Regions from separate parts of the Mus musculus genome. Here region 2 is linked to region 1. A link is a loop called in an ENCODE intact Hi-C map of the cell type or tissue named here. Cell type or tissue: left cerebral cortex. All regions are shown on one strand. Each heading gives the region's core, and the rest is flanking DNA. Links, peaks and the distances in the headings are about the cores only.

Evidence for each region. Peaks named below come from ENCODE experiments on the same cell type or tissue, not always from the same donor. Only the 100,000 strongest peaks of a DNase experiment are listed, where the experiment ranks them.
Region 2: it touches region 1 in a loop (12-fold over the local background); 3 of 42 quality-filtered maps call a loop at or near these places.

Annotation. Positions count from the first base shown.
Region 1 is chr9:110,167,207-110,183,277 of GRCm38, reverse strand. Smarcc1 (SWI/SNF related, matrix associated, actin dependent regulator of chromatin, subfamily c, member 1) reads right to left here. Exons shown (of 28, transcript NM_009211.2): 9 at 15,548-15,673; 10 at 12,211-12,332; 11 at 9,273-9,397; 12 at 8,177-8,236; 13 at 5,773-5,810; 14 at 235-356. Among named protein-coding and RNA genes, the nearest start is that of Smarcc1, 43 kb to the right of the region's middle. In left cerebral cortex, for the core only: CTCF peaks have their summits at 8,407 (motif pointing left), 11,911 and 12,112 (motif pointing right); a DNase peak (open chromatin) is centred at 12,143.
Region 2 is chr9:110,262,560-110,278,630 of GRCm38, reverse strand. It overlaps Gm39429 (predicted gene, 39429), which reads left to right. Exons shown (of 3, transcript NR_168668.1): 2 at 10,543-10,760; 3 at 11,249-11,993. Cspg5 (chondroitin sulfate proteoglycan 5) reads right to left here. Exons shown (of 5, transcript NM_013884.3): 5 at 16,055-16,071. Among named protein-coding and RNA genes, the nearest start is that of Mir6236, 11 kb to the left of the region's middle. In left cerebral cortex, for the core only: no CTCF peak of the experiment used is centred there; DNase peaks (open chromatin) are centred at 4,978, 6,029 and 10,657; H3K27ac peaks cover 654 bases.

The DNA of each region.
Region 1 (16,071 bases), core at 4,170-12,169:
AATATCTGGTATGCAACCCCCAAAAGGGGTTGAAGGACTCACAGGGTGAGCACCATTGCATGGTAAAGAGAATAAACACACAAGGTAACAACACAGTAAGAAGAGCATGCTTATAAAGATAGCTGCCCATGCTGTCTATTGGGGAGACTGGGAAGAGGTAAACGCAGATCTGATGTGAAGGTTAAGTGTTTCCACCCCTTTGTACCATGCTTAAGGCCTTAAAATCCCACTTACCAATTATAATCAAACCAGGATGCGTAGCTGGGAATAATGATGTGATTGGTCTGTTCTGTCACGTTGTCTTCACCTGGGTCAACTGAGCGACTTGGATCACCTTTGCTGGGATCTTCATCTTCCTAAAAACCAGTGTGTTGTTCACAGAGAGAGCAGACAAGCACATACACGACAGAGGTCAATGAAAGGTAGCATCCAACCTGAAGGACTAAGGAAACAATTCTCAAGCATAGACATGTCTCATTTCTAACAGTAGAAAAGTGGAGAGCTGAAAACAACTGTACTTTTCCCTTATCAAATAGAATGCTAAAATTAACTAATGACAAATTTTAATTATCAAATAAAAGTAACACTATTTCATTCAAAAATTAATACATGTATCAAATCTCTCTTCACAAGAGCTTTTTAATTTTTTAATCGTTACTTTAAGTGTATGCTGGCATGTGGGACATGCATTCAGTGTCTAGCAGGGTGAGAGGAGTTTTGAGTGGTAACCCATGGGTGTTGGGAATCAAAGCTGAATCCTCTGGAAGAGCAGCCAGTGCTCTTAACCCCTGGGGTGACTCTGAAGCCCTTCACAATAGTGATCACAACTGTGACCATACAGTTTCAGGATCACAAACCTCAACTACAAGTAAGGATACTAACATAACATAAAGATTACTTTTATTCTAAATACTAAGTAAGAGTACCTACTAATAGTCCTATATACCTTAACTCCTTTATTCCTCATAATGATGCAAGAGTTAAAATAGCAACTACTTAATATTTCTGTACAAAAAGAAAAATACACAGAAGCATTAAATTATAAACACATCATCGTAAGTCCAGAAAGCACAGCTACAGGACCTATACTAGAAGTTACTTGGCTATTAAAAGTGAGTTTTGTGATGAGTGTAAAGGTATACCCCTTTCATCTCAGCACATGTAAAGACACAGGCAGGAGGATCTATGAGTCTGAGGCCAGCTTTATTTACACAGGGAGTTCAAGGACAACTAGGGTGACCGTGGAAAGGCCCCACATGTTAGAAGAGACCCAGTCCTCCAACTTTTTCTCTCACAATTGCAGGCACACATACTATATCCATAGCCTGTGTTACATACTTAGATCCTGTTCCAATCCTACCACAGTTTAAAATGAAATTGTTCAACTGCCTTAGAAATTTCTTTTACTGATATCTCTTCTCAGAGCAAACCTGACAACAGACTATACACTGTAAGTTATATTCACATTCGCAGATGGTTTATAATTGTTGCCCTTTACTTTTTTTTTGGATATTTTGTGACATTAGATTCCTTTTTCCTTGTTACGAGGAGTGGAAGGTCGAAGGTCAGAGGTAAATGTATTGCTAGTTCCTCCCTTCTACCTTAAAGTGGGTTTGGGAGTTGTAGAGCAACTGCTTTCATTAGCTAAGCCATCTGACAAGCCATTTCCAATAAGATAGATCACACCTTCAAAAAAATATCTTAAAGCTTCTATTCACGACTAGAATAAATGGTTTTTAATCAAGAATATTACGGAAGCTTGGCATGGTAGCATGGTATCTTTAATCCCAGAATGTAGGAGGCAGAAGAAATTTCTGAGTTTGTTAACATTTCTACATAATAAAACTCTGTTACTATGTTCTACACAGTAAAGTTCTAGACCAATTATCAACTTTTTGTGTGTGTGCACGTGTGTAAATGTGCACATATTTATATAAATGCTGTGAATGTGGTGTTTACATGGATGTGAGCAGGTATGTGTCTAAGCACAAAATTGGCATAAAGTATCTTCCTCTATTAATTTGTGGCTTATTCTTGAGAGATGGTCACTGAATGAACCTGAAAGGCCCTAATCTGACTGTGGTGAATGGGCAATGAATGAGCTTTGTGGGTAGAAAAATCTCCACTACTCCAACCCCAGGTCTGGAATTGAGGTCCCATTACTAGTGCCCCACGAGGCTCTGCTGTGGGTGCAGGGGATCGGAACTTAAGCACCAGTTACTTCACAAACTGAGCCATCTCCTCAGTCCATTACTTATAATTTTTAAAGGTATGAAATGTTTTTCTAAGAAATATTTTGAATCTATATTCTTTCCAGAGACTGATTTTTTTTTAACCTTGACTTGACCAAAATTTCCTGGGCCATACTACTTAGCATGCCAGTACATGTCAGTATATTCCTTAAGATGAATTTTTATGGGCTGGTGAGAAGGCTCAGTGGGCAAAGGGGCTTGTCTCTATGCCTGGAACCTGAGTTCAACCCTAATGAGTGACTGTAACAATTTGTCCTCTGACCCTCATTATGTAACCTACATGTCTTTGAGTGTACCCACAAACACAGTAAGTAAAGTAAGATCAATTTTTACAAGGGTGAAATTTGTAAGGCAGCAGTGTATTAAGCCGTTTATTCCAGCAGCAGGAAGAAGAGGCAAGTGAATCTGTGTGCCTTAGAGACCAGCCTCGTCCACAGTGTTAACTTCAAGACAGCCTCAAATTCACTGTTGTTACACAGAAAAACCCTATCTCAAAAAACAAGAAAGAAAGAGAGAAAAGAGAGAAAGAAAGAAAGAAAGAAAGAGGAAGAGAAAGAGAGAAGGAAAGAGAGAAAGAAAAGAAAAGAAAAAAAGAATGAGGGGGGCTGGTGAGATGGCTCAGCGGGTAAGAGCACTGACTGCTCTTCCGAAGGTCCGGAGTTCAAATCCCTCTTCTGGAGTGTCTGAAGACAGTGACAGTGTACTTACAGATAATAAATAAATAAATAAATAAATAAATAAATCTTTTTAAAAAAATAAAAAGAATGAGGGCTGGCAAGATGGCTCAGTGGTTAAGAGCACCAACTGTTCTTCTGAAGGTACTGAGTTCAAATCCCAGCAACCACATGGTGGCTCACAACCACCCATTATGAGATTTCACACCCTCTGCTGGTGCAACTGAAGTCAGCTACTGTGTACTTACATATAATAATAAATAAATCTTAAAAAAAGGGGGGGGGGCTGGAGAGATGGTTCAGAGCAATGACTGTTCTTCCAGAGGTCCTGAGTTCAAATCCCAGCAACCACATGGGGGCTCACAACAATCTGTAATAAAATCAGATGCCCTCTTCTGGTGTATCTGAGGACAGCTAGAGCATACCTACACATACATACGTACGTACATACATACATACATACATACATACATACATACATAAATAAGCCTACCTTTAGAAAAATGAAATTTGATGTAAAAGCAGAAAGTACTGGCTAGTATTTAAATGATGGAGAAATTATTATCCATTAACAAAACTGATTCCTCAAAAGAAGGAAGCTAACAAAAATATTCTCAGTATTAATGTGCTTATATTCAGGTTTGGTTAAACTATGTCTGATGAATCAATTATGACCTAAGTTTTTCCCCTTGGAACAAGGAAAAAATGCCTGCCACCAAGAATTTGAGTCCTGCCGGGCGTGGTGGTGCACACCTTTAATCCCAGCACTCTGGAGGCAGAGGCAGGTGGATTTCTGAGGCCAGCCTGGTCTACAGAGTGAGTTCCAGGACAGCCAGAGCTACACAGAGAAACCCTGTCTCAAAAAACCAAAAAATAAAAAAATAAATAAAAAAGAATTTGAGTCCTGGAAGCCTCATAGTGGGAAGAGAGACTCTACCCATGAAAGTTGTTCTCTAATGTACAGACACACGTGACGTGGCAGACATGAGTATATACATGTAGAAAATGTAATAAAAAAAATCAGTATTTCCTTAAGAAAAGCCAGTGATTGAAATAAACCCAACCAAACCAGAAAACAAAAGTTTATTGAAGTAGCCACTGATTTTTTTCGAGGGAGAAGAGGTCCTTCACTGTACAGGCCTGGTTGTCCTGGAACCTCAGAATGTATATCAGGTTAAACTGTGTCTGACTCTGCCAAGACCAGCACTATCTGATTGGTAATATCACCTAGAGAACCTGTGCTCACGATGTGGGATGAAGCCACTGTCAGCCTGAGTCACACAGTGAATGAGAAAAGCCCAAGATTCACAAGACTCTGTCTTTCAAAACAAACCCTATTGGGCCTTTAATCCCAGCACTTGGAAGGCAGATTGGGATCTCTGTGAGTTCCAGGCTAGCCCAGTCTACACAGTGAGCTTAAGGACAGGTAGGGCTATGTAGAGATCCTGCCTCAAAAACACAAAACAAACAATCAACAAACAAAAACAATCTACCTTTCAAAAAATAGTTAAATTATGACTTGTTAAAATCTTCCCATAAATGCATAAAACAAAAATATGTAATGTTAAACATTACCTTGTAACATTTCTATTACAGACAGACTTAGGAAGTAAAAAGTCATTCCAAGAAATTGTGCTTTCTGCCAGGCATGGCGGCACATGCCTCTAACCACTGCACTTGTAGAAGCAGGGGGTGAAAGGTGAACGCTATCGCAAAAAAAAAATTAAAACCAGTAATAAAATATTATGATAATCATTCATAGCTAAACGTACAAGTGGGACTGAAATTAAGCCCACCTGCAGCCAACCCTATTTGTCATCCAATGCTTTCAGGATCAGTGACCAGTAACGTATTGCCCAAGAAAGATTAAAAGTATGAACAGTCAACTTCAGCTGCAGTCTATACTACACCCTTACAAACAGAAAGGTAACAAAATCAAGGCTAGGCATGCTACAGTACTGATCTGCACTGACAGGTAACCACCACCAACACAGTCAACTATGGTTGCTACTGTAAATAGGGGAGAGGATGGGACTAAAGATTACACCCTGCGAGGTGATCCTGGAAATGCTAAGGTTGTTTTCAGTAAGAATTCTGACTAAGAAATACAAGTATTGCCAGGTGGTGGTGACGTGTGTCACTCCTACCACTCTGAGGCAGAGGCAGGAAGATCTGTGAGTTTAAGGCCAGCTTGGTCTACAAAGCAAGTTCACAAACGGCCAGGACTACATGATGGACAAGCCCCGTCTCAAAACAAGACAAAACAAAACAACAACAGCAACAACAAAAAAACAAACCATACCACCACAATAAAAAAATCACCCAAAAAAAAACCAAGGAACAAAACCAAAATTACCCTCCCCCAATATAATTATTATCAGGGAGTATGAAACTTAACTGGATTGAGGAAATTTAACTGTATGTGGTAGTTAATGACAGCAATCTTAGCATCCTGAAAGACAGCCATGAGGTTCAAGGCCAAGGCCAACTGGAAAGTTTGAAACACTTGAGAAAATCAAAAACAGAAACAAAAAACCAAAACCAAAACACCAAAACCAAAACTAACTAGGTACAGGAGTGTATGCACAAGCCTGATCAAGAAATTGAAATGCTACAAGAGAAGGGATGGACTGGGGGACCAGGTGATAGGTGCATGCCTAGTACATGTGCAAGCCCCTCAGGTACAGTGAACAGCAATCAGGAGGGACAAACTGGGTGATCAATAGTTCAAGGACATCCTGGGACACAGGTCAGTTTGAGGCCAATCTGAATATATATAGTTCTGCTTCTGCTCAGTGCACATGATTAAGAATCTTCTCTCATTTCAGGCCTAAATAAACTTTTACCTTTCCTCCTGTTGTAACTGCTTCTTCATCCTGCTCATCTGCAAAATTAAAACAAGTTGTTTTAATGGTCACTTTCTGCTTTTTGAGTTATGCAGAATCTTTACACTTTACAAAACTGGTACTAGACAGAGAAAATAAATAATAGGTCATTACTAACAAATTCAAAATGAAGAAACAGTCATTCTATAGAAATGGATAGAGACAAAAGGTCATACCAACTTTTAAATAAATGGTAAGTTCATAATTTCTACAGGTATAATGATAGTATCACAATAAGGATCTTATTAATAACAAGATCTTTTTTGTTTTGGTTTGGTTTAGGACTTTCAAGACAGGGTTTCTCTGTATAGCCCTGGCTGTCCTGGAACTCAGTCGGTAGACCAGGCTGGCCTTGAACTCAGAAATCTGCCTGCCTCTGCCTCTCAAGTGCTGGGATTAAAGGCATGCGCCACCACTGTCCGGCTGATAACAAGATCTTGTAAGAGATGTAAATGAAGAACCAGTCTCCTGGGATGGGTAAAGCAGAGTAAAAGTATTAGTGACTAAATGAGACATGGTGGCCCAGGTCTCTGACCCCAGCATTGTGAAGAGATGGGTAGATTCCAAATTTGAGGCCAATGTGGGCTACTTGGCAACAAAAAGTACTGGCCTACTGACGACAGCAGCTCTATGACCTGAGTGTTAATTATAGAAGAATAAGAAAAACCTATAGAAAATGCATTAGGGAAATGAAGGGCTGGCTCTGCAGTAAAGAACTTTGTATTATTCCAGAGGACCTAGGTTCAGTTTATGCCAGCCAGGTATGGTGGCCACACCTTTAATGAGGCAGGCAGATCTCTGATTTTAAGCCTGCCTATTCTACATTGTGAGTTTCAGGACAGCCAAGGTTACACAGAGAACCTGACTCAAAACAAATAAATAAAAAACAAACCAACAACAAAAAACCCTTAGGGGCATAGTGGTATACACTTATAACACAGCAACTAGAAGAGTTTCAGGCCAACCTGGTATATACATAGTGAGTTCCAGCCCACCCAGAAATACAAAAAGAAAATGACTTAAGACAAACAAACCAAAAAACCCCAAATAACCTAGGAAAATAAATTACAAATTTGCCATCATTGTTTACAGAATTTCACAGCAAAGAACATCAAGTTTTTTTTTTGTTTTGTTTTTTTTTATTACGTATTTTCCTCAATTACATTTCCAATGCTATCCCAAAAGTCCCCCATACCCTCCCCCTCACTTCCCTACCCACCCATTCCCTTTTTTTTTTTTTGGCCCTGGCGTTCCCCTGTACTGGGGCATATAAAGTTTGTGTGTCCAATGGGCCTCTCTTTCCAGTGATGGCCGACTAGTCCATCTTTTGATAGAACATCAAGTTTTATAACCTTCCATTGTCCATGCAACAGCAGAAATAAAGCCTACTTACAACTACGTTTTCTCTTTCTGGCATTTGAATTAGTAATTATCAGTTGTGAAAGAGAAAAATTAATATATGGAAGGCAAAATAATAAGATCTGATAATAGCATCAAAATAAAACAGAAACATTTTCACACTTTGTCTGTTATCTTCTTTGATATGCTGTCATTAGAAATGCTCTGTTTACACTTTAGACACTAAGACAGAACCATGCACCACTGTGGAGCAAGCCAAGAAATATAACATGAAAAGATGAAATGAAAAAAGCTGGGGAAAGGTTCCACAATTGGAGCACTCAGGGTCAATCCACCCCGAGTTCCACTGTGAACGGATAGTGGAATCACAAGGGCTGTCTTCTGCATCAACACCTGAACTGCCACATTTATGCCTGCAAGTGCATCATATACACAATAATAAATAAGAACTTTAAATTTTGTTCAAAGAGAATGGTGTTGGGGGACATAAAGGTCTTTTAGTCCAGAACCCAATATATCCTAGTCCTGGAACTAGGATATATATCCTAGTCCTGGAATATATATAGTCCTGGAACTCAATATATCATTCAATGCTACCCTCAAATTCATAATAAATAAGTATTATGGATAGTCCTGACCCTCTAATAATCAAACACCTGCACGACCACTCCCAGACACTAGAGAGACATTGAAAACTGTATTTTAATTAGAATTATTTCTTGAAAACTCAGCTGATAACTATTTTCAAGTGAAGGAACAATACTGCCAAGTTAATGCTACTTTCTGAGAAAACGCCATACACTGTGAGGTGCACGTCACTGGGAGGACCCCAAACAATAACTCATGATAGGACCCTAAAGCATGACAGTACAGAAGGCAATTGGTTAATCTTGAAGAGCAGTAAACAAAGCAAATGAAAGAAACAGTCTGAAATACTGTGAAATAACACAGTATTTAAGGAGCTGACAGAGTCAGGAGAGAGAGCGTTTGTATCTGGGGTCTTTACCTAGATCTGCCACCGTGCCTCCTTTAACGGGTGTGTTTTCACTGTCCTTCTTTGGGTTTACTAGAAGGGAAAAAAGAAAACCAACAGAATCATGTATTAGAAGAAACAGTCACACTGATTTTAAGAGTACACTGTGAGGAGCTCAAGCGATGGCTACTCAGTAAAGGGCCAAGTGGATTAGAATAACTCCAATCAGAAGGGATGGGACACCCTCTTCTGGCTTCCTAAGGTCTGTGCAGCATACATACACATAGATATAAACTAAACAAAATTAAAAATGACAACAACACGATAGAACATGAGTAGAACACGGATGCGTATCGCAAGCCTCACCTTGAGTTAAACCTCAAGACATTAAACCACCTGCGCAATCTACAGTCAATCAACTAGCGATGTGACTCCATTCCACAAACGCAGAAAGGTCACTGGTCAACAGAGGGGGTGGGAGGGGGCAATGCAATGCTGTCTCTTCTACCAAATGTTTGTGTAGCAAACATCGGGGCGATCCGGTTTTCATGCATCACCGTGCTAGGTGAGCACTCTCCCACAAAACTCTTACTCCCAGCTCTCATTTTATTTCTAGTTTTCACAACAAGCATGAAGATCAGACTTCTTCACACATAGGATATTGCTATCTAAGACTCCTGAAGATCTGGATTACAGATTGACAAGACTACAAAAAGGACAATTTTAAATGTCTGTACCTGTTTGATTGGTGTGTCTTCTAAATAAAAAAGTCATATACATACACACAAACCACAACATGGCCCTTAAGTAAAATGAGGAAGTAAGAATTTTTAAAAACAGATAAAGAGAAAATCTATTCATATTGGAAAGTTAAGAACTATGTGTTATGGGTGTTGTGGTAGAAGCCTTTAATTCCAGCATTCAGGAGGTAGAGATGGACACGGCCAGATCTCCCTGTGAGTTCCAGACTAGTCTGCGTCTACATGTGAGTTTCAGGACAGCCGAAGCCACATGGGGAGATGCTATTTCAAAAAACTATAAGAAAACAACTGCATATTCAGAACATGACATCACTTGTTTTCATGGTGAAATGATAGCAAACACCAGGTTTGCTGAAAAGAATACCCACCATTCTTAGGGAGAACCACTTCCTCTATGTTAGGTACAGGTGTGGGGTCTTCCATGTCCTTGGTAAGATCTTCTTGCTCATCTTCTTCCTTCTGACTTCTACGTTTCCCATAAAGGCTAGCTTGTCTAATATATATGGGACAGAAAAAGATACTTTTAGTAAAATGTATCAAGTTCTATCTAAACTACTACTTATACTCAGAACCACTTTTAAAAACAAGAAATAATCAAGCAAATTAAATACTTGACTCAAGTAACATCCAATGAGCCTCAAACTCTAAGTGATTAGTACGTAAAATAGGACAGTCATCCTACTGTTCATATGAGGAGTCTCAATTAGTATAGTGAAAGAACTCCTGCTGAAGAAACACAGCATTCAAATAGCCTAGAAGCGATAAAAGGAAAAAGCGTTGTAGGATATGGACAACTATATTTTCTTGAGGTATCATTTGAGTGTTAAAAAGTCCTCATGTTCCTTATGAAAAATGCCACTGCTTTCTCTGGATAGTTATCATTTGTAAAACTAACAATATGGTTGAGAATTAAAATAAAGACAAGCCTGGTGATGGTGGCACACACCTTTAATCACAGCACTTGGGAGGCAGAGGCAGGCAGATTTCTGAGTTCGAGGCCAGCCTGGTCTACAAAGTGAGTTCCAGGACAGCCAGGGCCAGGGCTACACAGAGAAACCCTGTCTCAAAAAAAAAAAAAAAGGAAGGAAGGAAGGGGGGGAGAGGGAGGGAGAGAGAGAGAAAGACAAAAAGGACATACTGTATGATACAAACAAACAAACAAACAAACAAAACCACATTAGGGTGTGGTGGCATGTGACTCTAACTGAAGCACTCAGGATGGTGGGCAGAACTCTATATATGGACTATTAGCCACCTCAGGAATACAACAAGGTTGTTTTAACCAACACATAGATGCACAAATTAACAAAAGTACCAAGGAGAAGCCAGGCAGTTCTGGCACACACGTTTAATATCAGCACTCTGTAAACAGGAGCAGGAGAATCTCCGAGAGTTCAAGGCAAGCCTGATTTACCTAACCAACACTACAGGGCTACACAAACAGAGGGCTACAGAAACTCTGTCTCAAAAATAAAAAATAAAATAAATTAAGAAAAGAAAAGAAAAAAGAAAAGAGAATACATGGCAGGCAAAGAGAAGACCTTGGAGGCAGAGACGGAACAAAGGACGTGGAGGGGGCTGCTTACTGCCCTGCTCACTGGCACTCCTGTAACACCCAGGACCATCCAGTCTAGAGGTGGTGCCACATACAGGGAGTGGAGCCCTCCCATATCAGGCTTCTTCGTAGGGTAGGGAATTAATTAGGTTTAATTAATTAATTAATTTAGGTTTCTTCTTCTCAAATGAATCTAGCTTGTTTTCTCCAGAGACAGATAGATGTCTTTTGAGTGTGAGGCCTATCTGTCTACCTAGTGAGGTACAGGACTACATAGAGACCTGCCTAAAAAACAAAAACAAAACATAGGCTGGGCAGTGGTGGCACATGTCCTCAGTGAAACATAGGCACATCTGTGTGAGTATGAAGCCAGTTTGATCTATAGAGAAAGTTCCAGGATCTACACAGAGCCATCATCTCAAATTACTCCTCATACCTCCACCACAAAACAAACAAAAAGCCAAAACCAAAGCAAAATTTAAAAAAAAAGAGAGAGAGAGAGAGAGAAAGAAAGAAAAAAACAGTTATCAATAACCAATCAAACAAAAGTAGATCCACCTTTATTCTCAGCATTCAAGAGGCAGAGGCAGAGAGGCAGAGAGGCAGAAGCAGAGAGGCAGAGGCAGAGAGGCAGAGGCAGAGGCAGAGAGAGGCAGAGGCAGAGAGAGGCAGAGGCAGAGAGGCAGAGGCAGAGAGGCAGAGAGAGGCAGAGGCAGAGAGGCAGAGGCAGAGAGGCAGAGAGGCAGAGGCAGAGAGGCAGAGAGGGGCAGAGAGGCAGAGAGAGGCAGAGGCAGAGAGAGGCAGAGAGGCAGAGAGGCAGAGAGAGGCAGAGAGAGGCAGAGAGGCAGAGAGGCAGAGGCAGAGAGAGGCAGAGGCAGAGAGGCAGAGGCAGAGAGGCTGAGGCAGAGAGGCTGAGGCAGAGGCAGATGAATCTCTGAGTTTAGGGCTACAGTTCTAGGACAGCCAGGGATATATGAGAAACCCTGTCTTGAAAATGAAAACAAAATAAAACAAAACAAAAAACTATAAAAACAATAAACCAAATGTATATGTTAAAGTAGGGAAGTCTGAAATTATCAAATATCTATTTATAGTAATAGAATTCACCAAATATTACCCACACTGTAAGTATAAACTTTAGGCATTGTATAAAGCATTGAAGTTTCATTTTATATTATCAGTAATCTATTCAATTACAAATTCCAATTGTTACTACAAAATGGTCAGGCTTGTCAGAACATTCAATAGTTTAATAGTTCCAGGTTCTATCACTTCTGTGAGTAAGTTTAATCAGAAATGGGAGAGGTGGTCAGATCCAATAGAGACAATAACTGTGTGTCTTGGAATTGAGCTCAGGCTACACTAGAACATGTTTTCTAGAGTAGGCTAGACTCAAAACTGAAGCAGTACTGTCAACCCTGCCTCCTAAATGGCACCACACATGGTTCAGGACAGGACTCCTGAAACACCTTACTTCCCACCTTTTCAACATGTAAGTACAAGGGAAAGGCTGTATTCAAGGAATTCTTTTCTTTCTTTTCTTTCTTTTTTTTTTTTTTTTTTTTAAGATTTTATTTGTCTTACACATATCGTATGTATAAGTGCACTGTTGCTGTCTTTGGACACACCAGAAGAGGGCATCGGATCCCACTACAGATGGTTGTGAGCCACCATGTGGTTGCTAGGAAAATCCTAGGAAAGCTGTTCCAAGTTTCTCTCCTTGACTTCAGATCAAGCTACAAACATCTTACCCTTTCTTCCCGCTCTTCTTGCGGGACTCTGTGGCTGTGGGAGGAGGAGGAGAAGGGGAAGGTTTCCTCTTCCTAGAGTTGGCAGAGGCTTTTCTGTCTCTCCTTTCTGGACTTCTGACTGGCTAGGGAGAAGAAAATGAAAGTAAGTATCAGGCAAGCTTATCCACTCGTCAGTTTCTACAAACCCATGTCCAGGCTGACTTTCCATACACTGCCCAATCTCTGCATCAGAGCAAAGGAAGCCACAAAACAAGCACCAACTACCAGCATTCCTGACCATCTAGGTCAGCCAGGCTCAACCTGTAAGCCGCAATCCCTTTGCAGGGTTAACAACCCCTTCATGGGGTTGTTTCAAAAACAGATTAATTTTATATTACAATTCATAACAAAACAAGTAAAAAACACTAAATACCAGCAAAACAGCAGGAGTTAAGAAGTAGCACCAAATAGAATGTTATGGCTGGGGGCGTCACTACAACATGAGGAATTAGTTGTACTAAAGGGGGTGAGAACTACTGCCCTAGTGTCCAGCAACACAGCAGATCTGAAACGCTAATCCTAAGCCACACATCCTCAAAAGCACTCAAGGCACAGCTGGACCCTGAAAAAAACAATTTCTGTTCAACATTTGTGTTCTCAGATGGGAAAAGCATTTCAGTAACTACTAATATATGAAACATGCTACTGAAATTACAAGCTCAAATGATCCTGCCTAAAGTGGCATTTATAAAATCGCCCAACAGCTCCAGGAGAGGGGGTGTTAGCACCTTTAAACCTGGCACTTAGGAGGCCAGTCTGGTCTACAGAGTGAGTTCAAGGACAGCCAGGGATAAACAGAAAAACATTGTGTGGAAAAAAAAAACACAAATATATATATATATATATATATATATATATATATATATATATGTTATTTATTTATTTTGGTTTTTTGAGACAGGGTTTCTCTGTGTAGCTCTGGCTGTCCTGGAACTCACTCTGTAGACCAGGCTGACCTAGAACTCCGCCTGCCTCTGCCACCCGAGTGTTGGGATTAAACACCACATCCGGCTCCAATTATTTTTAAAAATTTTTTTTAAAGAATTAAAATTAGGGCTAGTGAGATGGCTCAGTGGGTAAGAGCACCTGACTGCTCTTCCAAAGGTCCAGAGTTCAAATCACAGCAACCACATGGTGGCTCACAACCATCCCTAACGAGATCTGACTCCCTCTTCTGGTGTGTCTGAAGACAGCTACAGTGTACTTACATATAATAAATAAATAAATATTAAAAAAAAATTTAAAATTAAAAAATAAATAAAATCTTGCAACATACAGTGTGACAAAGATGTTTTAGTATTAAGAGCACAGGTGTAGGGGGTTGATGAGATAGCTTAGCAGTTAGGAGCACTGACTGCTCTTCTGGAGGTCCTGAGTTCAAATCACAGCAACCACATGGTGGCTCACAACCACCCGTAAGGAGATCTGAAGACAGCTACAGTGTACTTACATATAATAAATAAATAAAATCTTAAAAAAAAAAAAAAAAGAGCACAAGTGTAAAAACATGAAATCTCTCTATTTTCAGTTAATGGTTTAACATCTATACATGCAGATACAAATATATACAAATATAAATGTCAAAGAAAACATAAAACAAAAAAGAACAAGGCAAGCTTGGGGAAATAGACCTGCATTCCCAGCACGGGAAGGCTTAGATTGGTATTGCCAGCCGGGCAGTGGTGACACATGCCTTTAATCCCAATACTTGGGAGCCAGAGGCAGGCGGATTTCTGAGTTCGAGGCCAGCCTGGTCTACAGAGTGAGTTCCAGGACAGCCAGGGCTACACAGAGAAACCCTGTCTCAAAAAACCAAAAAGATTGGTATTGCCAATTCAGGTCAGCCTGAGCTACAAATGAAGTTACAGAATACACTTATTTAAAACAGCAACAAAATCAAACAGAAAGGAAGTTTAAAAAGCAAAACAAAATTTAGCTGTCATAAATAAAAATGATCTTAGAATCACAGGTCTCTTCACTGGACTGCCATAAACCAAGTTACAAAAGGCTTTCTTCTTGGCCCAAATTCTTACTCTAGTGACGCATGTAGCCAAAAAGTTGTGGTTTGGGCTGGTGAGATGGCTCAGTGGGTAAGAGCACCTGACTGCTCTTCCGAAGGTCAGGAGTTCAAATCCCAGCAACCACATGGTGGCTCACAACCATCCGATCACGAGATCTGACTCCCTCTTCTGGAGTGTCTGAAGACAGCTACAGTGTACTTACATATAATAAATAAATAAATAAATCTAAAAAAAGAAAAAAAAAAAAGTTGTGGTTTTATTTGTAGAGACAGGGTCTCACTATGTAACTGCAGCTGGTCTGAAATTGCTATGCAGACCAGGCTGGCCTCAAAACCACACAGCCCTATCTGCCTGCCTCTGCCACCAGAGAGCTAGGATTCACGGCATGCACCACCACCAGGTCTAGCACAAATACTGCCTTTTATGGAATCACGAGTAAATAATCAGAACTTGAACTTCACTTAACCAAAAAATTTCAGGGTAGCATATAAAGTAATAAGTTTCACTGTGGTATCTTCTTACAAATAAGGACTTGTACTTAATAGGAATACAAACGTTAAATGCTAAATCCCCTATTGTCATAAAACACTGAAGCACTTTAATTCTCAAAATATTTTAAGACCAGTATTTTGTAACATTGTGTTTACAGTGAAGTTAAATAAACACACTGGTTTTTCTAAGAAAACCTGGTAGATAAGTTAAGCTATCGCATGGTATTATTTAAAAACATGAAAGTTATTACTGCTTTGATGGCTAAATTTTAAAATGCATTAAAAATTAAAACAAGGGGCTGGTACCCACATGGTAGCTGACAATTGTCTGTAACTCTAGTTCTAGGGGTTCTAGAACCCTCACATAGACATACATGTGGGCACAACACCAATGCACATAAAATAAAAATAGTTAAAAAACAAAAACAAAAACCAAGAGCTGGTGAGGCAGGACAGTGGTGAAGAGCACTGGCTGCTGCAGGGTTTGATTCCCAGCAGGCCTATTCTGGCATCCAGACACTACATGCTCACATGTACACACATGCTGTAACACCCAGATACATTAAGTAATTAATCTAAAAAGTTACCATGTATCTGCTGGAAAAGTCAGCTAAGATCTCCCTTCTCTCGGAAGATGCCAACAGATGGCTGCTAAGTCACTCAATAACTCATACATGGACATCTTAGGTGATGGCCCACAGTGTGTAAGTGTAGATTATCAAGAAAGAAAATACTTAGAAAGAGCAAAAGCAACCAGTGTTATAGAAATAGTGCCACGTGAAATACCTCTTCATTCTTTGTTGAAATTCGTTGACGAAAGCTCACTGGCTTTCTGTTCTCATCCACTTCATAATCCTCTTCATTCATCCATTCATTGAAAACGTCAGTGTCCAAAATCCATTTTACATGAACCTAGAACCGTATCAAATTGACACAATTATGATTCAGCATTAGACCATTTCCTCCTCTAAGTCACACCTAAAGGTACAGAGAGAGGGGTGGGGCTTGTTTGTAATGCAATGAAAGGGAAAAACTAGCAATTACACCTATAAAGCTTCCATCAACACTGAATATAAATTGTGATTGGGCAGGCAATAGATGGACTTGTTTCAGGCACGTTACCAGGGGAAACAAGAATCTACCCCCTTGGGCTGGTGAGATGGCTCAGTGGGTAAGAGCACCCGACTGCTCTTCCGAAGGTCCAGAGTTCAAATCCCAGCAACCACATGGTGGCTCACAACCATCTGTAAGGAGATCTGACGCCCTCTTCTGGAGTGTCTGAAGACAGCTACAGTGTACTTACATGTAAT
Region 2 (16,071 bases), core at 2,903-10,902, 97 kb before region 1:
AGAAATCAAACTTGGACACCCATCCACATAATTAAAAACAAAATAACACACACACACACACACACACACACACACACACACTACACACTACACACACACACACACACACTACACACACACACACACACTACACACACACACACACACACACACACACTACACACTACACACACACACACACACACACTACACACACACACACACACACTACGCACACACACACACACACACACTACACACACACACACACACACACACACACACACACACGACAATAGAAATAAGAAAACAGGTTGGGCTTTGGAGGGAGGACCCTGGACATTTTTGCTAGAGTCCAACTGAACCAGGCCCATGAATGTTGGGACTTCACAGCAGTGATGTGAACCACAAACAGGTGACTGGGACTAGCTCATCCTTGCTCGAGAGGCTCTTGGAGTCTGGAGGATGGACGACATGTTGCCGGACCCTCTGAAATGAAGCCCAGATGGTGTCTGACACGCTTTCAGTTGTACGGGAAGGGAAAGGTGAGGGATGGTCCCTAGAAGCGTGCATGCCATGCTGTGTCAACGGGGATACAAGTCTGCTCTGGTCACCCCTGGCTTGTAGGTTTGCAGGGACTCTGGAGTATGTGCCTGTTTTTACATGGATGTCTCTTGGTGAACACCAAAAGCCAGAGCCCTGTGTCGGATGTTTGGCAGGGCCTGGGTGGCCAAGGGGAGCAGAGGGAAAGTCCTTTTTCCTGTGGGAACTCATTCTAGTTGCCAACGAGTAGTGAGCAGAGCTGTGTCATTGGGCTTTCTGAAGGTTACTCCTGGCAGCCTAGCTTGGCCTTGTCATGGCCTTGGGCGAGGACCCAGGCTGCCCCAGGGTTTCTGTAGAACAAGTGTGAACTTCTGCCCAGGCTGGCCACAGAACCAGCTGCACCAGGAAGCATGCTGTCCTCCTTGAGAGGGTGAAACTGTCGCCAGAGTAAAGACAAGGGAGACCCAGGGTCTGCTGCCTCCCAAGAGAGAGCCAATTAGAGCAGTGAGCGGTTCCCACCAGAGCTCTGGCTGACCCTCAAAGCCAGCCACGTGGATGGGCCCCAGAAGGCTGTGTGATTAACAGCAGAAACCCGGCCACCCGCTGGGCCTGGCCTCGGAAACATCAAATGAACACCAGGACTGCCAAGAAGGAAGGCCAGCTCTGCTTCCACAGGGGACCAGCAGCACCCAGCAGGAGAAAGGGCGAACCCAAACAAAGGGCCCTGGAGACCTCAGCACAGGCCTCACTCTGGAGCCCAAGGGAAGGACATCATCAGAGGCCCAGGGAAGAGATGACAATGTCACAGGTCCCTATCACTGCCTCCCAAGGAAGGCTCAGCCTTCTTCCAGGATAGGAGTGATGGGTGCAAACAAGCAAATCTCTGCCTGAAAGTCATTCATTCCACAAAGATGGCCGCCTACTGAGTACCTAGTGAAGAATTCAATCTCAAAAGCCATTCTTCTATGGAAGTCAGATGGAAAGCAAATTAACCAATGAGGAAAACAGCCAGAAAGGCAGTGGGATTTGTGGGTACCAACCTGAACCCAAGTTCTGAGACCAGGTCTCAGGTACCCAAGGCTGTCTTCAATCGAGCTATGAACTTCTGATCTATCAGTCCCTACCCACTGAGTCCTGGGATTATAGGCTTATGTCACAGGCACAGTTTACACCATGCTAGGGATGGAGCCTAGGGCTTCATGCATGCTGGGCAGGTGATCCACCTGCTGAGCTACACTCTCCAAGGTCAACAGACCTTTCTGCCTCAGTGCCCTGAGTAATGAGGACTGCTAAGCACGAGTTTCTGTGTCTGGCTCACAGGAAACCATTTATGTTTTCCTGGCTTCTTCTTTTGTAAGGTGGGGGGTGATTAAAGCAATTGTCACACATGGTAGGTAAAAGGATTAAGTGAGTTAGTAGATGTAGATTATTCTAAATTGTGCCTGCCTTATATTATAGTAAATATCCTATTTACTATGTGTTACTATTGTGTTAAAATCCTTTCAAAGGGCTTTGGAGCTGGGTAGATGGCTCAGTAGGTAAACTGCTTACTGGGCAAGCATGGGGGTGTCAGTTCAGATCCCCAGGACCCACATAAAATCTGGCTGTGGTGTTTCCCATCTATAACTACAGGAATAGGCTACAGAGACTAGGGGATCCTTGCAGCCAGCTGGCCAGCTTGTTTAGCTAGAACAGCAAGCCCCAAGCTCAGTAAGACATCCTACCTCAAAAATAAGGTGAAGAAGGATATCAAACATTGACTTCTAGCTTCCACGTGTTCACAGACAGGGGAGAGTCGCACACATACATAAATACACTGCACAAACACTCACAAGCACACACAGATACCCAGTACTGATAAGGTACAATGAAGGAATCTGGTTGGGGAGCCAAGAGATGGCTCAGCAGTTAAGAGCACTGGTTGCTCTTCCAGAGGATCCAGGTTCCATTACCAGTACCCACAGGGCAGGTCCTAAAACTCTGTAGCTCTAGTTCTAGGGGATCTGACGCCCTCTTTTGGCCTGCTCAGGTACTGCATGCATGTGGTGCACAGACACATGTCAACAACCCCCCCCCCACCATACCTAAAAGCAATCTGATTGGGAGAGCCTGTGACTAGTAGAGGGAACCCGAGACTCACGGGAGTTAATGACGTAGCTTCAAACAGTAAGAAACCTGAGAGCAGAGCTGGTTGAACTCATGTCTCATTTACGAACAGGGTTGGTTACATGATCATGTTTACGGCAAATCGCCAGACTAGCTGGCTGTGAGACAGCTCAGTGGGTAAAGGCTTTTGACACCAAACCTGAGTTCGATCCTTGGGAGCCACATGGTAGAAGGAGAGAGGAGACTCTGACATCCACTTGCATACATGCACACATATAAATAAATAAAATATAATAAAAATAAATTTAAAAAAATCTAAGCCAAATCACTTGTAAGATATCAAGAATTGCCTTCGGGCCGGGCATTGGTGGCACAGGCCTTTAATCCCAGCACTTGGGAGGCAGAGGCAGGTGGATCTCCGAGTACGAGGCCAGCCTGGTCTACAGAGTGAGTTCCAGGACAGCCAGGGCTACACAGAGAAACCCTGTCTGAAAAAAACCAAAAAAAAAAAAAAAAAAAACCAACCAAACAAAAAAAGAATTGCCTTCATGGTCCAAGGACAATCAGATGCTGACAAGAAATGGGCACATAATCTCTAGAGCTATGCTATGTATGCAATATGGGAGCTGCCATCTGCATGTGTGTGTATAATTTAAGTAAAATGATTCAAAATCCAGGGCTGGGCATGGTTGGGTATGTCTGTAGTCCTAAAACAGGGTGACAGAAACAGGAGGTTTGGGGATTCAAGCCCATCTTAGACTACACAGTGACTGATGTCCTGCATCTAAATAAATAAATACACAAATTCAGCTGCTCACATTCAGTAGTCACATCTTAAATGTTCAAGCCTGGGCTGCGGATATAGCTCAGTTGGTAGAGTCTTGCCTAGCACGCACAAAGTCCTGGGCTCCATCCCCAGAGCCGCATAAGGCAGATGTCGGCAGTGCATTCTTTAACTCCTGTATGGGGGAGGCAGATACAGGAGGATCAGAAGTCCCAGACCACCCTCTGCTGCATAGGGAGGTTGAAGCCAGCCTTGGCTACCTGAGATCCTCTCAAAAACACCAAATGCCCGAGCTGTTGAGGCAGAGCTACTAAACCGAACAGCATCCGCACATAACAGTCCCTCCCGTGTCTCCAGAAAGAAAACTTGGCCAGTGGTAATCTGGGTTAACTCAGAGTAACTTCAAACTCCACACCTGATCTTTGTCAGAAAACTGAGAAGCAATAACTTTCAAATCCACAGTGGCGAAATGTGGAATGATTTTAAAATTCCATTCCATTTTTGGGGGACCGGAGAGATGGCTCAGCGGTTAAGAGCAGTGGCTGATCTTCCAGAGGTCCTGAGTTCAATTCCCAGCAACCACATGATGGCTCACAACCACCTGTAATGGGATCTGATGCCCTCTTTTGGTGTGTCTGAAGACAGCTACAGTGTACTTATATATAATAAATAAATCTTTTTTAAAAAACATAATTTCCTTCCTTTCCTTTTCTGTCTCTTCCTTCCTTTCCTCCCTCCTTCCTTCTCTCCCTTCTCTTTTTCTCTTTCACTCTCTCTCTACCTCCCTTCTTCCCTCCCTCTCTCTTCCCCTCCCCCTGTCTCTCTGTCTCTCTCTGTCTCTCTTTCTCTCTGTCTCTGTCTCTCTCTGTCTCTCTCTTTGTCTGTCTCTGTCTCTGTTTCTGTCTCTCTCTTTGTCTGTCTCTGTCTGTCTCTGTCTCTCTGTCTCTCTGTCCCTCTGTCTCTGTCTCTGTCTCTCTGTCTCTCTCTGTCTCTGTCTCTCTCTTGCACCGCAGCAAGAATACGGACGTCAGAGGACAGTTTCCAGGAGAGCACTCTCTCTCTCTCTCTCTCTCTCTCTCTCTCTCTCTCTCTCTCTCTCTCTCTCTCAGGTGCTGCTCAGGGATCAGGTTCAAGGCCTCAGGCTTTGAGGTGAGGACCTTTACCCCTGAGCCATCCTACCAGATGACAACATTTTTTTAAAAAATGGAATTAAGAAAATCAATCTAAGAAATGTTGTGAGAAGGAGGAAGACTAGGAACCCAGAAGATAAAGTGCATGGCAAAATGAGTATGCAAATCCAAATTCATTAGTGGCATAATATTAATGATGGAATGTTTCCATTAAACAAAAAATATTTCCACACCAGTAAAACCAGCCATATGTTGTTTACAAGAAAAAATGTCTGCAGTAAAAAGATACAGGAAGGGCTGAACGTTAAAAAAAAAAAAAAAAAAAAAAGACTAGAGGAATATACATCTGCAAACACTAACCATAGGAAGGCTGATGTAGCCATAGCAACGGGAGATAAAATGGGCAAAGCCATGGTGCTAGTCAGTTTTTGGTTGCTGAGACCAAATACCTGAGAAAAAGGAAGGAACAAGCTAGGGCTGGGGCTCAGTTGGTAGAGGGCTTGCCTGGCGTGCGCATGGTCAGTACTTGCAAGGATGCCAGGAAGAGGTGAGAGGAGGGGAAGGGTACACCCCAGGAGGTACTTCCTCTAGCAAAGTCCCACCCTACGGCTGGGGTAGGTGGCTCAGTGGTTAAGAGCACTGGCTGTTTGTCCAGAGGATCTGGGTTCAATTCCCAGAACCCATATGGTTCACAATGGTCTATAACTCCATTCCAGGGGATCTGACACCCTCTCCAGGCCTCCACAGACACGGGGCATGCACATGCTGACCACACATACAGGCTGGCAAAACACCATACATGTAAAACTAAGGAAAAAAGAGAAAAGATTCTATCAGCACATGCTTGAGAGGCAGAGGCAGGTGGAGCTCTGTGAGTTCAAGGCCAGCCTGGTCTATATTGCAAATTCCAGAATTCCAGGACAGCCAGAGCTACATGCTATATAGAGACTCTGCTTTTTTTTTTCTTTAAGTACTCTATTGATATGTCAGCCCACTGATCAGAGCCATCTTGATAAAATCACCTCTCTCTCTCTCTCTCTCTCTCTCTCTCTCTCGTTTCATTTTTAAGGTGTTTGAGAGACAAGGTCTTACCAACCAGGCTGGCCTGAAACTTAACTACATAGCTGAGCATGGCCTTGAACTTCTGGGTCTCTTGCCTCTATCTTCAAGTGTTAGAATTATAGGTGTGTACCACAATGCCTGACTTTTCTTTTTTTTTTTTTTTTTTTTGAGACATGGTTTCTCTGTGTAGCCCTGGCCTGTCCTGGAACTCACTCTGAAGACCAGGCTGGCTTCGAACTCAGAAATTTGCCTGCCTCTGCCTCCCAAGTGCTGGAATTAAAGGCATGCCCCACCACGCCCGGCACCACCTATATTTTTTAAGGCAGTGTTTCACGTAGCCTGTGCTACCATGTGCAGTGTATGCTATCCTAGAGACTGAACCCAGGGCTTAGTGTATGCTTGGCAAGCTCTGTCAACATCCGTGTCCCAGAATAACATCTCAGTGATTGGATTCCCTGATGGGGAACAAGACATCCATCCATGAGTCATTTAGAAAGAACAACTCATATCCAAACCATAACACCATCAGATAGAGACAGTTGTTCCACTCATAGTGCTACCAAAGTCAATGCATCACAAAATGCAATGGTGATAAATGGTGTAAGCTTTCTCAATATGGCCTCATATTGTGTGAAACACAACTTTATAGAATTAGGGTTGGTCAGATGGCCTAGTGCCTACAGGTGCTTCATGTTAAACATCACAACTTGGGTTCAATCCCCAGGTCCCAAAAGTAGATGGAAAGAATCACCTCCCACCAAGTGCTTACCATATGTGTGCTCCCAAGTAAATAAGTGCATCAGAAACATTTAAAAAAAAATCAGGGGCTGGTGAGATGGCTCAATGGGTAAGAGCACCCGACTGCTCTTCCAAAGGTCCCGAGTTCAAATCCCAGCAACCACATGGTGGCTCACAACCATCCATAACGAGATCTGACTTCCTCTTCTGGAGTGTCTGAAGACAGCTACAGTGTACTTACATATAATAAATAAATAAATCTTAAAAAAAAAAACCAGCCAGGTGTGGTGGTTCACGTCTTTAATCCCAGCACTCGGGAGGCAGAGGCAGGCGGATTTCTGAGTTCAAGGCCAGCCTGGTCTACAAAGTGAGTTCCAGGATAGCCAGGGCTACACAGAGAAACCCTGTCTTGAAAAACCAAAACAAACAAAAAAAAATCATTGAATTTATAAAGCAAACTAGATGAATCCACCACCATCATGGTGATTTTCCTTATTTTTGTTTACTTACTTACTTTAATTTTATTTTTATTTATGTGTCTATGTGTGACTCTATGGGTGTATGTCATGTGAGAGTACCCTTGGAGGCCAGGATGGAGGAGCTGAACTCAGGTCCTCTGGAAGAGCAGCAAGTGCTTTCAACCACAGCCCCATCTTTCCAGCCCCATCTTTCCAGCCCCCATCATGGTAATTTTTTTTTGTTTTGTTTTTTTGAGACAGGGTTTCTCTGTATAGCTCTGGCTGTCCTGGAACTCACTCTGTAGACCAGGCTGGCCTGGAACTCAGAAATCCACCTGCCTCTGCCTCCTGAGTGCTGGGGTCATCATGGTGATTTTTAAACCCATATCTTCCACAAGGAGTACAAAACGCAAGCTAAAAACCACAAATATACATATAACATGGTTAGCTACCATGACTTACCTAGCTGAGACACAGAACTCCAAACTGTAGTTTCTCATTATAAGTTACAGAGACTGTTGTTCTACTACAGCCCTACAATATCAGCAAAGCCAGTGTTAGCAACTTTAAAAGAGCTGAAATTAGAAAGAGTATGTTCTTGTTTAGTCTTAAGACAGTCTCACTATGTAGTTCTAACTGCCCTAGAACTTGCTACGTAGATGAGGCTGGCCTTGAACTTACAGAGATATACCTAACTCTAACTCCAGCATCCTAGGATAAAGATGTACTCCACCATGTAAGGTGAGAGTATGGTCTTTAATCACAATGTAAAATCCACCACACCCAGTGTGGCAATGCATGCTTGTAATTCCAACACTTGAGATCAGGAGTTCTAGGTCAGTCTAGGTTCATGACTGGAGGTTTGGCTCAGCAATTAAGAGCATTTGCTGCTCTTGTAGAGTACGCAGGTTCAGTTCCTAGCACCCACATCAGGTGGCTCATAATCACTTCTCAGCAGTTGTTGAAGATCTGATGCCCTCTTCTGGCTTCCATGGTGTGTGTCCTTTCTCAAACAGCAACACAAGTTAGCTAGAACATAGTTACAAACTCAGACAATGCATAGCTTCAGGGGGATAAAGCACATGTCTAATAAGTGAAGGATCAAAGAAGGCGCTGAATAACAAAGTGCTTTATTTTAAAACTCCTGGAGAGCTAGAGACATGGCTCAGTGGTTAAGAGCACTGACTGCTCTTCCAGAGGTCCTGAGTTCAGTTCCCAGCAACTACATGGTGGCTCACAACCATCTGTAATGGGATCTGATGCCCTCTTCTGGTGTGTCTGAAGACAGTGTACTCATATATATATATATATATATCTTCAAACAAACAAACAGGCTGGGTGTGGTGGCACACACCTTTAATCCCAGCACTTGGGAGGCAGAGGCAGGCGGATTCTGAGTTTGAGGCCAGCCTGGTCTACAGAGTGAGTTTCAGGACAGCCAAGGCTACACAGAAAAACCCTGTCTCGAAAAAACAAAAACAACAAACAAACAAACTAGTGAGGAGCTGGGGTTGTCTCTCTCTCGTTGTTACAATGCTTGCCCATTTGCTTGTCCAGCATGGGACTCTGGATCTGACCCCCACTAGCGGAAGTTCTATGACAATCATGTTTCACATTCACAAGGATGACTAGAATAAGAAAGATAGAGACAGTAACTATTGTTTGGTAGGTAAAGTTGGGACCCTAATACACTGCTGGTAGGGACATGAAATAGTGCTGCCATTTTGAGAACTGTCTGGCTGTTGCTCCCAATGTTAAATGAGTGCAGACTTGCTCTCACACAATAATGGAAGTTATTGTGTGAGAACATTATTGTTCTGCAGTGGTAGAGCTCTTGCCTCTTTTGTTTGTTTGTTTGTTTTTGAGGCAGGGTTTCTCTGTGTAGCCTTGGCTATCCTGGAACTCACTCTGTAGACCACGCTGGAGAGCTCTTGACTCTTGCTGAGGCTCCTTGTTCAGTCCCCAGCACTGCAAGAATAAAACCAAAACAAATGCATTGCATATGAATGCTTACAGCAGCATCATTCATAATTGTCCCAAAGTGAAAGCAGCCTTTGGTGGTTTGAGTAGGCATGGCCCCTATAGATTCATGTGTTTGAATGCTTGGCCCATAGAGAATAACATTATTAGGCCGTGTGGCCTTAGGGACCAGGGGCTGGAGTGATGGCTCAGCAGTTAAGAGTGTTTTGTTCTCGCAGAGGATCAGAGTTGTTTCTAGTCCCTATATGAGGCAGCCCACAGCTACCTGTAACTCTAGTCTGAAGGACTCAACACCCTCCTTGGCCCCCACAGGCACTGGACTAAAGCACAGCACATACCCATGCATGTACACATAATTTAATAAATATATATTTTAGAAGATTTATTTGTTTTTATATGTGTGAGTACACTGTCACTCTCTTCATACACACCAGAAGAGGGCATCGGATCCCATCACAGATGGTTGTGAGCCACTATGTGGTTGCTGGGAATTGAACTCAGGTTCTCTGGAAGAGCAGTCAGCACTCTTAACCACTGAGTCATCTCTCCAGCCCCAAATATAATCTTAAAAAAAGAATGATTTGGAGGTTGGAGGCCAACCTAAACTTGATATTTTTGTTCTCTGTGTGTGTGTGTTTTGTTTTGTTTTTTCTTTTTTTCTTTTTTGGTTTTTCGAGACAGGGTTTTTCTGTATAGCTCTAGTTGTATTGGAATTCACTTTATAGACCAGGCTGGCCTTGAACTCAGAAATTCGCCTGCCTCTGCCTCTCCAGTGCTGGGATTAAAGGCACGTGCCACCACGCCCGGCTTGTTCTGTGTTTGACAGAGGAGCTCATGCAGGCCAGGCTGGCCATGAGTTCTCTATGGAGCCAAGGATGGCCTTGAACTCACTTCTGATCATTCTGTCTCCATCTCCCAAATGCTGGGAATATAGGCAAGCTCCATCATGCCCGGTTTTATGCAGTGCAGGGGACCAAACCTGGGTCTCATGCATGCTGGGCAAGCATCCTACCAACTGAGTCCAAGCCCCCTGACAAAGTTTTGGGGAAAAAATGAATATGTTTTGTACATGGTGAGGTGGTATTTTAAAGTAAATTATGCCCTTAAAAGATATTCTAGGGCTGGACAGGTGGCTCAGTGGATAAAGGTACTTGCTATTAAGCCTGATGACCTGAGTATGAGCCCCAGAATCTGCAGAGTAGAGGGAGAGAACTGACTCCAGGAAGTTATTCTCTGACCTTCACGGTCTGCTGCACACATATGCATACAAGCATGCACGCATGCGCTCGCGCGCACACACGCACACACAGAAATGTAAAAAGAAAAAGCGATGTCAGAGCAGCTGCTGGCAGCTACGAAAATTTGAATACGCATGAACACAGGCTTATTGGAAACAGTCTGTATTAGCTAGTTCTGCATTCCTGTGAGCAGAGTGCTTCCTGGGAATCCCTGAAGGTTTCAAAGCAATTCCCGTCCACCATGGTGGGGAAGCATGGTGGTGGGAGCTCATGGCAATGTACTGGTATTGGTGTGAAGTAGACCAAGAGCCAGTGGTGCATATAACCTTCAAAGGTCCACCCGACCAGCCAGGCTGCACCTTTCCAGGACTCCTCCCATGGTGTCTGTCTCTCACATTTCCAGTCTCTTCTTCTTTGTTGTGGTGTGTGCTTGCAGGTATGGATGCCTGGGGATGCAGCTGTAGAAGTCACAGGGCTGTCCTTCACATGCCTTCTCTACCACTCTTCCTCTTTGTTTGAGACAGTGTTTCCCATGGAGCCTAGAAACTTACTCATGGACCAGGCAACGAGGCTGGCTGCTCAGGAGGACCCTGGGATCCTCTGGCTTGTGCCTCTCCTCCACAAGATGAAAACGTGTACTTCCCGCAGTGAGAAATCACCCCACCCACTCAGGAAAGCAAGGAGTCCATTCTTTCAGCTCTTTACTGAGGCTCTCACAACTGCCTGTGCCTGCTACTCAAAGGTGAGCTAGACATGAGTAGAAGAGACATCACTAACTTATGTATACCTTAGGCTCATGTGTCCACAAACACTATCATCCCTAAAGCTCTCAGGTCCCTCCCCAGGTTATAATTGGAACAATTTCCCTTCCCTTCCCTTCCCTTCCCTTCCCTTCCCTTCCCTTCCCTTCCCTTCCCCTTCCCCTTCCCTTCCCCTTCCCCTTCTTCCCCTTCTTCCCCTTCCCCTTCTTCCTTCCCCTTCCCCTTCTTCCCCCTTCTTCCCCTTCTTCTTCCCCTTCTTCTTCCCCTTCTTCTTCCCCTTCTTCCCCTTCCCCTTCTCTTTCTAAGGTTTCTCAGAACAAGGTTTCTCAGAGTTGTCCTGGAACGCATTCTGTAGACTGAGCTGACCTGGAACTCACAGCTTCACCTGCTTCTGTCTCCCAAGTGCTGGGATTAAAGCTGTGCCCCACCACTGCTGACTGATTCCTCTTTTTCTTCTTTTTTGAGGCAGGGTCTCTCGATGTAGTCCTGGCTGTTCTGGAATTCACTATGTAGACCAAGCTGAACTTCAACTCATAGAAATCCACCTGCCTCCACCCCAAGAGTGCTGGGGCTAAAGGAACGCACTTCACTCTGAACAATTTAAACAGAGAAGGAGACTATAAATCTGGCCACTTAGGCAGATGGGAGGTTTACACAGCAAAGACACTGCATACTGCATACAACTGAGCAGTTGTTACCAGGACCGTCTTGCCTACCTGGCAGAATCATGCTCTTCCTGACAAGCCCACAGAAGACTTAATGGTGGACCAGAACTTCAGGACAGTGTGCGCCCAGACTGCCATTTGAGCTGCCTGTTAGAAGTCTGTCTTTGTGTGGGAATGGGGCTAGGTGTAAGTCCATGCTGTCCCATTTGTCAGTCCTGGAGAGCAAACATTAACTGGCCTGGTGGCAGACTGCTTATCTTCTAGGTACTTTGGAGGTGGCATCCCTTTAGCTATTATATATATAAAATCTCCCTTGTGTGGTTTGGTGTCTCCTAAGCTAACCTATTAGTAAGTCCTTTATAACATCAACACTATCACCTTGAGTTTCTTTTGTATCAGGCACTGGGATTATAGGCACACATGCTGCTAAGCTTGGCTTTTTATATGTGTGCTGGGGCTTCGAACTCAGATCCTCTCGCTTGCACAGCTAGCACGTTACCTACAATCATCTCCCCAACCCCATTCTGTCCATTAAAAAAAAAAACCCTATTATTATTGTGTGTTTGTTTGTGTCCATGATCCAAGTGTGTGGACATCCGTGCTGTTATGGCACATGTGTGGAGGTCAGAGGGCAACCCTGTGGGACTGGCTCTCTGTTGCCAGGCTTGTCCAGGAAGCTCCGTCACTGGGGTGAGCCAGCTCCCCTGGCCTCGCCTTTCCTCACAGAGAAGATCCAGGACGGGCTCTAGTGTGGAACAGAGAGAACAGAGAGACGCGGGTGCTGTCTGAAAACGCCAGGATGAAGAGGGACTGTCCCAAGAGTTAAGTAACCTCCGTGCAGGGGCATAGAGTCCTCAGAGACGCTGGCCACCCTTTGGATCACAGTCATTGAGCAACACAAAAACCCTGGCAGGAAAGAAGGCAGGCATAGATAGAAATCAATACATCTGACTCCAACACTCAGCCCCTTTGTCACACAGACTCCTGGCAGCATGTGGTGGCTCTCCTCAACAGGCCTCTACTCTTTCCTGTTTCCACTTCAATCCGGGTTTTCCTGGCTGTCCTGAGGGCACAGCCAGGTCTTTGAGACACATTTCCTAATATGGTCGTGGGAAAAGCACAACAAAATGCAGTACTTGAAAGTCTGCATATACAAATGCAAATACATATAATTTCTCGTCATCAACTGTTTGTGTGTGTGTCTGTGTGTGTGTCTGTGAAAGAATTCAGAGGTGTTTAACCTCAGAAGGAAGGCCCTCTAGTTCAGAGACTACTCCATAAATCCCAGACAAGCCACATCAGCTGCACACCTGCCCGCACCCCACCCCCCCGCCCCGCCCAACCCAATTGGATAAGAAATATGGTCAAGGAGCTGGAGAGATGGCTCAGGGGTTAAGGGGTTACTGACTGCTCTTCCAAAGGTCCTGAGTTCAAATCCTAGCAACCACATGGTGGCTCACAACCATCTGTAATGAGATCTGATGCCCTCTTCTGGTGTGTCTGCAGACAGCTGCAGTGTTGTACTTACATATAATAAATAAATAAATCTTAAAAAAAAAAAAGAAATATGGTCAAGAAATTGTTCCATTCAGCACTGTATGGTAATGACAGCAGACTTCACAGAACTCTACCTGGGCAGGCGTTCAAGTTGGGAACATAGGACTTCTGTTGCCGGTCAGTAGGAGACTAGGTAATTGGATCACCACCTCTTCCGCTAAACACAAAACTGCACACCAAACAGTGGACAAATATCAAAGAGCAAACAGGGTGCTACGGAGATACCAGGCTCACATCCAGAGAGGGCAGGCACCCAGACAGGTGGGCTCAGTCATCACATCTGCCCGTGTGGGTCATTAGGTGGCTGGCACAACCCAGACGGTCGGTCTGGTTTCACTGAGTTGCCTAGGCTGGCCTTGAGCTGGCTCGCTAGCCCTCGAAGCTCGAAGCTCTAGACCATGTGATTCTCTGCTCCCGCTTACTAAGTAGCTGGGATTACAGGCCTGTGCCTGGAGCCTGGCCTCCAGGCGACTTCTTAAGAAGCAAATCAGACCGCTCAGCCCTGTGATGACTGAGTCTTTGCCATTTGTCCTCAGGGGCCCTTTTCAGCCCTGTCACCTGAACTCCTTCCCATGAAATCTGTTGACACAGCTCTGCTTTCCTCAGTGGCTTGCCTCTGCCTTGGGGGTGGGGGGTCTCTTCTCTTGTTCCACTGACAAATGTCTCCTGTTACTCAAAGTCTACTACTCAGATCCACTGACTTGGCAGCAAGCCCCTTTACCCACTGAGCCGTCTTACTGGCCCTTCAATGTCCACTTTGAATCTCTTTCTCGAACTCTTCCCACGAGTCTATTACAGACAGACACACTGTGCGATTTGGGTCTATTTCTCAGGTATTTCTCTGTGTGTGTGGTGTGTAAGGGCACACTCATCCATTCCTCAGACACAGATAATGGGTGTCTTCCTCACACACTCTTCACCTTGTTTTTAAAGACAGGGCCTCTTAGGGAACCTAGAACTCATAGTTTCCTGCTAGACTGGCTGGCCAGTTTAGTTTGCCTTTGGGACTGTCTCCTCAGCCCTGGGATTACAGAGGCACTACCATGCCTAGCTTTTTACACGGGATTCAAACTCAGGCCTTCATGTTTGTGCAGCAAGCACTTTACTGACTGATCGCAACTTCCCGAAGTAGAGATCCTGTTAATTTTTCTTGTTAATTTCATTCATACCGCTCAGAGCAAACAAGGCTTATTTAGGAAATAATACATATTTTTGTTCAGTTTATTGTTCTTTTGGAGACGGGGTTTCACCATGTAGAGTAGGCTAGCCTGGAACTCTCCTGGCTTCCTGAGTGCTAGGATTACAGGCATGTACTGGGATCAAAGGCTTGCAACACTATGCATGGCTATACAGTCTTGATCAGTAGTCGAAGCAGAATATTATGGATTAAACTGTGTCCCTCTCTCCACAAAAAGGTCATATAATGAATCCTCAGCCTCCAAAGTGATGGTAGTTGGAGGGAAAGCCTTTGAATAGATAGGGTTAAATCCAGTGTTCACAGAGGGCCTCATTCCCTTAGAGTCCATCTTTAAAAAAGCCAGAAAGAGGGCTGGAGAGATGGCTCAGCGATTAAGAGCACTGACTGCTCTTCCAGAGGTCCTGAGTTCAATTCCCAGCAACCACATAGTGGCTCACAACCATCTGTAACGGAATCTGATGCCCTCTTCTGGTGTGTCTGAAGACAGCTACAGTGTACTCATATACATGAAATAAATTAAAAAAAAAAAAGCCAGAAAGAGCCAGGTGTGCTCGAACACTCGCATAATCCCAGCACTTGGAAAGTAGAGGGGAGATCAGGGGTTCAAAGCTGACCCTAGCAGGTTTCTAGCAGGTTTCTACATGAGACCCTATCCCCCCCCAAAACAAAGATGGCAGAAAGATGTGAGTGGCATTCCCTCTGCTGCTAAGATTCCTTCCGGGGGCGAATATAAGCAAAGTCTACTCCTCCTAAGGCCCGGAAGACAAACCACAGGGCAGATCCTTCAAAGTTCACTTTGGAAAACCCAGTGAGATTATGGGGCTCTTGGCTACAGAGCATGGGTTAGGGGTTACTCACTGGAGTGTGGGTGTCTCCTGCCTCCCCCGCCCCCCCAAAGGCTGCATGGGAGTCTTTACCCAGTAGGAATTGTGACTCTCCTCACACTGGCATGGATGGAGTCCCTTCCCCTGTTCCTCGCCGCCATATATGCCCTAGCCCCTCCCTGAGATTGTGTGCAATTAGGGCAGAGTTGCATACATACAAGAGGCAGCAGCTGTGCCGCTCCGCCTCTCTTTGGTGGCTATAAACAGACAGTAAGCCCAGCTGGGATGCTCTGTTTTGAATGGACACAGCTGAACTCGGAAAACGATGGCTACTTGGCTTGGAGGATGGTCCTATGCTATGCCCTCTTTTCATGCATGCTCCTCAAGATGGCCCAGGGAGGATGCGGAGAACACAGCTGTCTGTGGGCAAGGCAGGAGAAGAGGGCTCAAGAGACACCAATTCTTTTGGCACCTTCACCCTCGGACCTGTGAGAAAGCACACTCCTGCTGTCCGAGGTATGTCTGTCCTGTTTGCTATGGCAGCCAAAGGTGAGGCACCACCCCTGCCAAGATTTCAAACATTTCATTTTTTTTTTCCAAGGACATTTCGTTTTTTAAAAAACGTATTTAGGTTAGGCAGTGGTGGTGCATGGCTTTAATCCCAGCACTCAGGGTTAATCCCAGCATTTGGGAGACAGAGGCAGGAGGATCTCTAAATTGGAGACCAGCCTGGTCTACAGAGTGAGTTCCAGGACAGCTAGGGCTGCACAGAGAAGCCCTGGCTAAGGTAAAATGGAAGAGTATTTATTTTATGTGTATAAGCATTGTGCTTGCTTGCATGTGTACTGTGTACATGCCTGGTGCTAGAAGAGGGCAGAATAAGGTGTGCGATCTTGTGGGACCTCAGTTACAGATGGTTGTGGACCTTTTTTGGGGAAGCTAGGGAGTCAGGGTAGGGGAACTGAACGAACCTTGGCGAAGTCTCAGAACTGACCACGTTGAGCAGACAGGAGGCCACGGCACTAAGGAAGTGGACAGCTTTTTAAAA